Regions from separate parts of the Mus musculus genome. Here region 1 is linked to region 2. A link is a loop called in an ENCODE intact Hi-C map of the cell type or tissue named here. Cell type or tissue: left cerebral cortex. All regions are shown on one strand.

Evidence for each region. Hi-C counts contacts between places; a loop is a spot of excess contacts. Peaks named below come from ENCODE experiments on the same cell type or tissue, not always from the same donor. Only the 100,000 strongest peaks of a DNase experiment are listed, where the experiment ranks them.
Region 1: a loop joins it to region 2, with 4 times the contacts of the local background. A loop is called at or near these places in 10 of 42 quality-filtered maps.

What each region holds. Positions count from the first base shown.
Region 1 is chr16:29,627,597-29,631,596 of GRCm38, reverse strand. It overlaps Opa1 (OPA1, mitochondrial dynamin like GTPase), which reads right to left. Exons shown (of 29, transcript NM_133752.3): 25 at 2,784-2,900; 26 at 1,878-1,971; 27 at 1,403-1,513. Among named protein-coding and RNA genes, the nearest start is that of Opa1, 50 kb to the right of the region's middle. In left cerebral cortex, a CTCF peak has its summit at 2,330 (motif pointing left); a DNase peak (open chromatin) is centred at 2,345.
Region 2 is chr16:30,064,796-30,068,795 of GRCm38, reverse strand. It overlaps Hes1 (hes family bHLH transcription factor 1), which reads right to left and starts at 3,439. Exons shown (of 4, transcript NM_008235.2): 1 at 3,098-3,439; 2 at 2,870-2,965; 3 at 2,546-2,633; 4 at 1,000-1,924. The coding sequence starts at 3,205. The coding sequence ends at 1,368. Gm32998 (a long non-coding RNA gene) reads left to right here. Exons shown (of 3, transcript XR_876001.2): 3 at 149-933. In left cerebral cortex, CTCF peaks have their summits at 1,611 (motif pointing right) and 3,501; DNase peaks (open chromatin) are centred at 1,636, 2,458, 3,562, 3,955 and 2 more places; H3K4me3 peaks cover 3,795 bases; H3K27ac peaks cover 3,418 bases.

The sequences.
Region 1 (4,000 bases), 440 kb after region 2:
ACTGCTCCCAACCTTGAAATCCTTCTTCCTACTCAGTGTTTATTTTCTTTCTTGTCAGAAAACATATACATTTAAGTATACTCTGAAATGAAAAAGTTTCATAAGCTCAAAGAAGGGACACTTATAATTAGCTAGACTCAGAAGTGCTGACTACCAAGAGTTATATAATAATGTTAATGCATCTCTGATCACCTTGGGCTCTCAAAGATCCAAGCAAGCATCCATGCTAGTAAGTTACCAGCATCTAAGAGCCAAACATGCTTCCAACAAAGCAAGGTTGTGGGTGGGATGCTATAGGCCTAAAGCCCAAGCAGAGCTATCAGGGTGATGGCAGCCTGGTCCCACGATGCACATCTGTGTGGGATAGGCTGATGTAGGGTGTTGGAGTGCAAGCATGATGAAGAGAGAGTTTCCAGGAAAGCCAAGTCTGGCTTCAGAGGAGAGGAACCCCAGGAGATGGGTAAGGGGAAAAATATGGGAAAGATGAGATGCAGAGACCCCTGACACAAAGGTCAGATCATGAACTCGGGGAAAGGAGTTTCTAAAGATCAGCCTCTGACAGGATGCCACAGCGTGTGAAGAGGACATGGCGCAGAGTGAGGCACTGTGGTGGTGGTCTGGTGTAAGACAGCTAAGATTCCAAGCTGGGTGAGAAGAACATTTGTGTAATGGGGGCAGCAGCAAAGTTTGGTTATACATTTAGAGGACTGATCAAAATATAATTGGGCTAAGGATTCTGGAAGTCAGTTCCATGCTGTTAGGATTACAAGTATAGAAAAGAGCAAAGTCAAGAACAAACCAGCAGAACTGGGTACAACCTGGAACAGTGAGCATCTACTTAAGTCTTCAATAGATACAGAAAATTAGGAGTAGGTATGCACATGTACACACGCGCGCGCGCGCGCGCGCGCACACACACACACACACACACACACACACACACACACACACACACACACCTTCTACTGAGAAGACCCAAGAACTCATACTCACTAACAAGTATATATAGTTCTTAGACCTTGATTTCTAAATATCATTCTAAAACAAAAAAAGGAAGGAAGAAAGTAAGTAAGTAGTTAAGTAAGCTTTGTTAGGGAATGAGCCGGAACATTGTGTGATGTGGTAGGATAACACCTACCACTAAGAGATGAATGAGGTCTAAGGATTAGCTACAGTGACACTCTGATTTTGCCAGTTGCTAGGAGAAAAATCTTTATTCCTAGGAAACACACATTCAAGTATTTGGAAGTGATAAGATTTTAGGTCAATGTCTTATTTTAACAATGCAGAACAAAACCAGTTCTTCCTAGGTAGCTGTAAGTTTTCTTTAAGCTTGCGATTGAATGGGAGACATGAAGATGCGGATGGGGTCCAGGAAGCCGGGGTAGGAGAAAATACTTACTGAGATCTTCTGCCAGCTGAACTCGTTTGCCAGTGAGCAATTTAACCTTCTTCTCACCGTCTTCTGCAAAATCTTCTAATACCTCTTTAACGTTTTTCTCTAGTCGCCTAACTGTTCAGAGTAAATAAAAACCCAGAAGAGCAGTGTTCATGAACTGAATGAGAACTAAGCATCCCACGTTAGTTATTCCCTTGAATTTACACTTCCCATTCTCTAGTACATTTATCAGCATCAATCTTACCCACAGTCTGAGGATGACGTGTTCTCAAGCCATAACAGACAGACATACAAACTTCAAAACCACCAAGTAGTGCTCAGGACGCCTGTCTTTTTATTTTAACTTTAATGGAAGTAGATTTGTAGCATCTTTTATCCCTATAATTTTCTAATTGTAATTTAATTTTTAATTAATATTTCAAAGCAAGTTATGATTCTAAGGTTTTTCTAATCAATCTGTTTTTTAGGAGTTTCTTACCTTCAGTGTTTGTAAGCTGCTGCCTTAATGTATTGGCAGTGATAGCGAGCATGCGCTGTATTCGCCAAAACAGGACCACGTCATTGCATTCCAGCTGCAGTGGTAAGCCGTTAAGAAGATCAGATGAAAATGTAGAAACAAAGCCTATGTTAATTATGTAGAACATATTTCCTAAGGTTTAGTAAAAATATCAGTGCTTATCTAACACACATATGCACACATACACACACACATACATACATACATACATACACACACACACACACACACACACACACACACACACAAACATATACATTATTTCTTTTGAGCTGAAATAAACTCAGAAAAGCACTTAGAAACTTCAGTTTAGTAACAACATAGATTAGCAGAGCTTTTCAAGGGCTATTTTAAAACATTTTTCTTTATGAGAAAATGTCAAAAGACATAAGTCTGCTGCCACCTAGGGGTTACTTTAAAAGGTATGAGAGCTATGCCCTTTACAAGAACTTAGAGTTCTTTTAGAGAAAGCAAGATTTCAGTGATGTGAGAAAATAATTATGACACAAAAAAGTGCATCGTAAAGTAGTATTACTATACAGTCTCCAGGGCACATGCCAATGGCTATGCTATACACACATCCTCCTCTTATATATAAACACAAAACTGTTTCCAGCTACTCTGGGGTACAAGAGACTGTCTCTCCACATTCTTACAGCTCCTGAGGATACGCACAGAAGTCAGTTACTGCTAAACTGGTAAATCTCTAACAAGATAAAAAGTTATTCTTTATAAGTTACACACTCTTTTCTTCCAGATGCTCAAGGGCTTAAAATTCATAGTAAAACTGAAGTTTACTTTTTACCATCTTTCATCAATTATTATTAAAATTAATTAATTAATTAATTAATTTATTTGAAACCTCACCTCAGAATCTATAAAATGCCTCTGGTAGTAATAAAAACCTCTGCGACAAAGGTTACAATGATTTAGAGCTGTTTTTAAGAAATGTCTTCTATAAACTTGATGCCAAGTATCCTTAATCTAAAATGAGAAAAGAAAAAAAACCAATGTTATAATAGATGTTGTTGAGCACTAAAAGTTACTTGTATACAAGATTTACTTTGAAAAGTTAACTGAAAGGCAGATCTTCAAGTTCGAGGCCAACGTGGTCTACACATCGAGTTGCAGGGCAGAGAGAAGTCCTGGCTCAAACAACAAAACAAACAGAAAAGGACTGTTGCCCAGCAGTGGTGGTGCACTCCATTAATCCCAGCATGACTGAGGCAGAGGCAGGTGGGTTTGAGGCTAGCCTGGTCCACAAAGAAATGCTGTCTTAAAAAAAGAGTTAATTGAAAGCAATAGCTTTAAGTGCACTTACATAATTTTTAAAGTCAGGTATTAGATTTATTAGTTTACATGCTTCAAAATCTACAAAGTTCTAAGTAAGCATGTAGCTACATTCAAAGTGTATTCATTCACTGTACAGAGTAGGTTGGTAAGGGATGATCTTTGCCTAGCTAGCAATGGGGAAGCCAAGGTAAGAAGAGTATGAAAGCCTCGTCTAAGGGCAGAGTTAGGACCTGGACGCTGGTCTCAGACTGTGCACACCAGCTGACAACAGTCAGGAAGCAATGCTTTCTATTAAGTTGCACGGTTAGCACAACAGTACCTCTGTGGCACTACAGTCCTGTCAGAGCATGTACTGTTTGTAATATCCAGTAACAACAATAATGCTAGTAGGCCAAACAAATACCAATCCCATCCAGGAGATGGCGAAAGCTTGAGTTATTGCAATTGAGTTACCAATTACTCAATTAAAGGGAGCAGTATGGGTAACACAATCCAACTGCTGAGAAGCCACACCCCCTGACATCCCATATTTTTATATTGAACAAAATGTAACTAGAAAAAAAACAAACTGAGACTTTGTTTGCAGAAAGTAGCAACCTATTGCACTCTACTCCCAAGAGAAAACCACCACTGCATTACCCTAAGTGTCAGGAAACTAGAAGTGTCAAAGCACACAGAGCTGAGCATTCCTGCCCTGACTCACATGGGGCCCAGACTGTTTTGCAGATGTGAGTTTTGGGTGGGATGATCTTGTAATATTTACATAGACATCTTGGGGGCAGGATAAAGGT
Region 2 (4,000 bases):
CCCAGAAGCCGCCGCTGTAAGGGAAAGGGGGTAGGGGGTTGAGAGGCGGGCGGGAGGAGCGGGGGCTGGGCGGAGGACTGGCCGGCTGTGGGGGAGGAAGGGCGCGCCGGCCAGACCCACAGCGCGGCTGATGTGTCTGGTCTCGCAGGGCTCGTGGTTTTCATTTCCCCAACACCTGGATGCAGTCAAACACCTGGCCAAATCTGAGAAAATCTGACAAGCCTTTGTGATGGGATTTGGAAGAAATTCCCTGCAGATCCTGGCACAGTTTAAAGCTGTCCGCTTTGAGTTAGGACTTGTTAAGGAGGGTTGTGTGAGCTGAAACCCGAGACAACCCTTTTGCTTCTATCTGGAGCCCACATCTTGCCTGGAAATGGGGCATGACCATGCGAAGGGGTCGCTTGCTGTTTGTATTAAAAGGGGAAAAACGGCCCGTGTGCCTGCCAGCGCAACCCCCACATGCTTTCTCCATTAAAGTCAAGCGCAGAAACTTATCAGAAACATATGTCTGCTGTTAATCATCTGGCCCGGGCTCCACTTGGGAGTCTAACTAGTTGTACCCTGGCAGAGAGAATCTGTTGACCTTTTCAGCTTGCTTGAAGAGGGTGAAGAGAGGCATTTCAAACTTTGTGATACGGGTGCCAGGGGATGCCTAGCTACGCCTGAGTAAGGACAGACAAATGAAGGTCCCAATGCTGGAGGGCTGCAATGTGGCTTGAGCGCGCTTTTACTTTAGGAGGCCAGTGGCTACTACAGGGAGTGAGTTGGGAGCCGCCCTTTGGAAGGTAAAAAAATAAGGACTGTTTATCAGGAAAGCCCCATCAAATGAATTCTCATAAATTAGGTCTTCTTAGATCATTGAGTGTTGCTGAAAGGTTTGATGGTTCCTGTTTAAAACTTTAAAAAATACATCCTATTTCTGAATTGCCAAACTACATGAATTTCAAGCCCCACCACTTTTTTTTTTTTACAAATTTTGAAATAATCAGTTCTAAGACATAAAAGCCTTCACTCTTTTATTATATTTTCTCAAATAAACTTCCCCAAAGGAAGATATTTTAAGAGCATTTTCAAACATCTTTGGCATCACATAAAAAAAGAAATCTCGTGTAAAAAACGAAATGTCATCTCAACTTTTATAATACAAAGGCGCAATCCAATATGAACATATAAAATATATACAAATGCAGTGCATGGTCAGTCACTTAATACAGCTCTCTACAAAAAGTAACTTTTTAGAATTAAAAAAAGCAACAAAATAACCACCAAATTATAAAAGTCTCTCCTAAAATCCAAGTTCGTTTTTAGTGTCCGTCAGAAGAGAGAGGTGGGCTAGGGACTTTACGGGTAGCAGTGGCCTGAGGCTCTCAGTTCCGCCACGGTCTCCACATGGAGTCCGAAGTGAGCGAGGAGCCACTGGAAGGTGACACTGCGTTAGGACCCACCGAGGTCCCACTGTTGCTGGTGTAGACCGGGATGACCGGGCCGCTGTGAGCGAAGGCCCCGTTGGGGATGAGAAAGGCAAATTGGCCGTCAGGAGCCGGCACCACTTGGAAGCCGCCAAAAACCTTGGCAGCCTCTCCAGCCTGGCTGCCCAACTTGCAGGGTGCGCTGCCGGGAGGGGGCGCCGCGCCCCCGGGGATGGGCACAAGCGGCGGCGGCGGCGGCGCGAATGGCGCGTGCTGGGGACCGGCAGGTCCTGACGGGGGCGGCGGCGGCGGCGCCTGCAAGGCGGGGTGCGCCTGCCCGGGGTAGGTCATGGCGTTGATCTGGGTCATGCAGTTGGCCAGGTGGCCCAGCAGCCGAGTGCGCACCTCGGTGTTAACGCCCTCACACGTGGACAGGAAGCGGGTCACCTCGTTCATGCACTCGCTGAAGCCGGCGCGGTATTTCCCCAACACGCTCGGGTCTGTGCTGAGCGCGGCTGCAGGCCAGAAGGAGAAAAGATGGGTCACCGAAAAGCCCTGGCCCCGGAGCCATACAGCCTCCCGCCCTGGGAGGTCCCCGCAGCGCGCCTCCGGAACCACCTGGGGTTGGGAGGGTTGGGTAGGCTAAGAACAGCCAGCTCCTTCTCCCTAGGTTGGGGACATAAGCCAGGACACTCCCTCCATCTAAACCGATCTCAGCTCCAGATCTGCCACCCCTAGTCCCGCGCGCGACCTGACCTTGGACAATGCCACCCAAGGCGCCTTCCAAACCCCACTTCCCCTCCTGCGGCAGGGGTTGGACCGGTGCTAAACCACTGACCCCTACCTTCTATCCAGCCCCAAACTTCCTCAGTCTTACGTCCTTTCGCCCTCACCGGCTTCTACCACAGCCAAGCTGCCCACCACCCTTCTCGGCTACAGCCTCTCCCTCCATTTCCGGAGCAGTAACAACTTGGGAGCTGTGGCTATAAATAAGACCCAGACCGTGGGAACGCGGAGTGAGCCAAGGCAGTAAAATGTAGCTGAATGCCTCTCACAACCGCGGGCGGAAGTCTGGAAGAAATCACCGCGGGCCGAGAGGGACACCCGCAGAGAGGGGACGCACGCGCGGTCCTTACCGGTCATCTGCGCCCGCTGCAGGTTCCGGAGGTGCTTCACAGTCATTTCCAGAATGTCTGCCTTCTCTAGCTTGGAATGCCGGGAGCTCTGCGCAGAAAAAACAAGGGATGAAAGTCAGTCCTCCTTGTCAGCTGCCTCCGAGTTCTGAAGGTCCCCGCCCGCATGTCCCACATCCCAGGGCCCGGCGGCCTCTCTCCCGCCAGTGGGAACGTAGTGCTGGCGGGGTAAGATCCACATGCAGCAGGCTAAGAGCTTAGTTCTTTGTGCCTGGGAAATGCCATTCCATTCGTAATTAAAAATAAAAAAAAGCATTGCTCACTTACATCTTTCTTAAGTGCATCCAAAATCAGTGTTTTCAGTTGGCTTAGACTTTCATTTATTCTTGCCCTTCGCCTCTTCTCCATGATAGGCTTTGATGACTGCAAAGGGGGAGAAAAGAGGTCCTGAGTTCCCACGGGATCTGCCATTTCACCCCGAGGTTTTAAGAGAAAAGTAAAAGGAGTCCCGCTGTGCACAACCCACTTAATTTCTAGACGCAGGTACTGTCTTACCTTTCTGTGCTCAGAGGCCGTCTTTGGTTTGTCCGGTGTCGTGTTGACACTGGCTGGGGTAGCAGCCACCGGGGAGGAGGAATTTTTCTCCATTATATCAGCTGGCATTTTCGTTTTTTTTTTTTTTTTCTTCTCAGTCCCCAGAGAATTTTATTTTTGGAATCCTTCACGCAAAAAAAAAATAATTTTTTTTTGCTTACGTCCTTTTACTTGACTTTCATAAGAAAAACTACTGAGCAGTTGAAGGTTTATTATGTCTTAGGGCTACTTAGTGATCGGTAGCACTATTCCAGGACCAAGGAGAGAGGTAGACAGGGGATTCCGCTGTTATCAGCACCAGCTCCAGATCCTGTGTGATCCGCAGGCCCTGGCGGCCTCTATATATATCTGGGACTGCACGCGAACGGCTCGTGTGAAACTTCCCAAACTTTCTTTCCCACAGTAACTTTCAGCCAATGGGAGGAAGAGACACGCGGCACCGCTCGTGGACTGCGCCCCCCCATTGGCCGCTAGGCACAAGGTCTGGCGGCCAATGGCGCGCGCCTGAGCCCGGGGCACCGGAGGCTACAACGTCAATCAAAAGGATTTTAACCCTTTGCTAACTCTTTCCTCTGGGCTTTGCTTAGTTTTAGTCTAGTCTATTTCTTTTGTGGCCAGGCCTTTGGTTTTTATTGTTCTTGCTGCATGCAATATAACTACTTTGTATAATAAGTTCATTTGAAAAATATTTTGAACAGATATAGGCCAAGACAAAATTTAGTGATTGAAAAAAGGAGGGAACAAGGTAAAGAGGATGTGTTACTCTAATGTCTTCCGGAATTCCCGCTCGAACTCTGTATGTTTAGGGGAGTCAAAACTGCTCATGAGGTTGGGGAGATACTAAACCCCACACGCTAAACATGC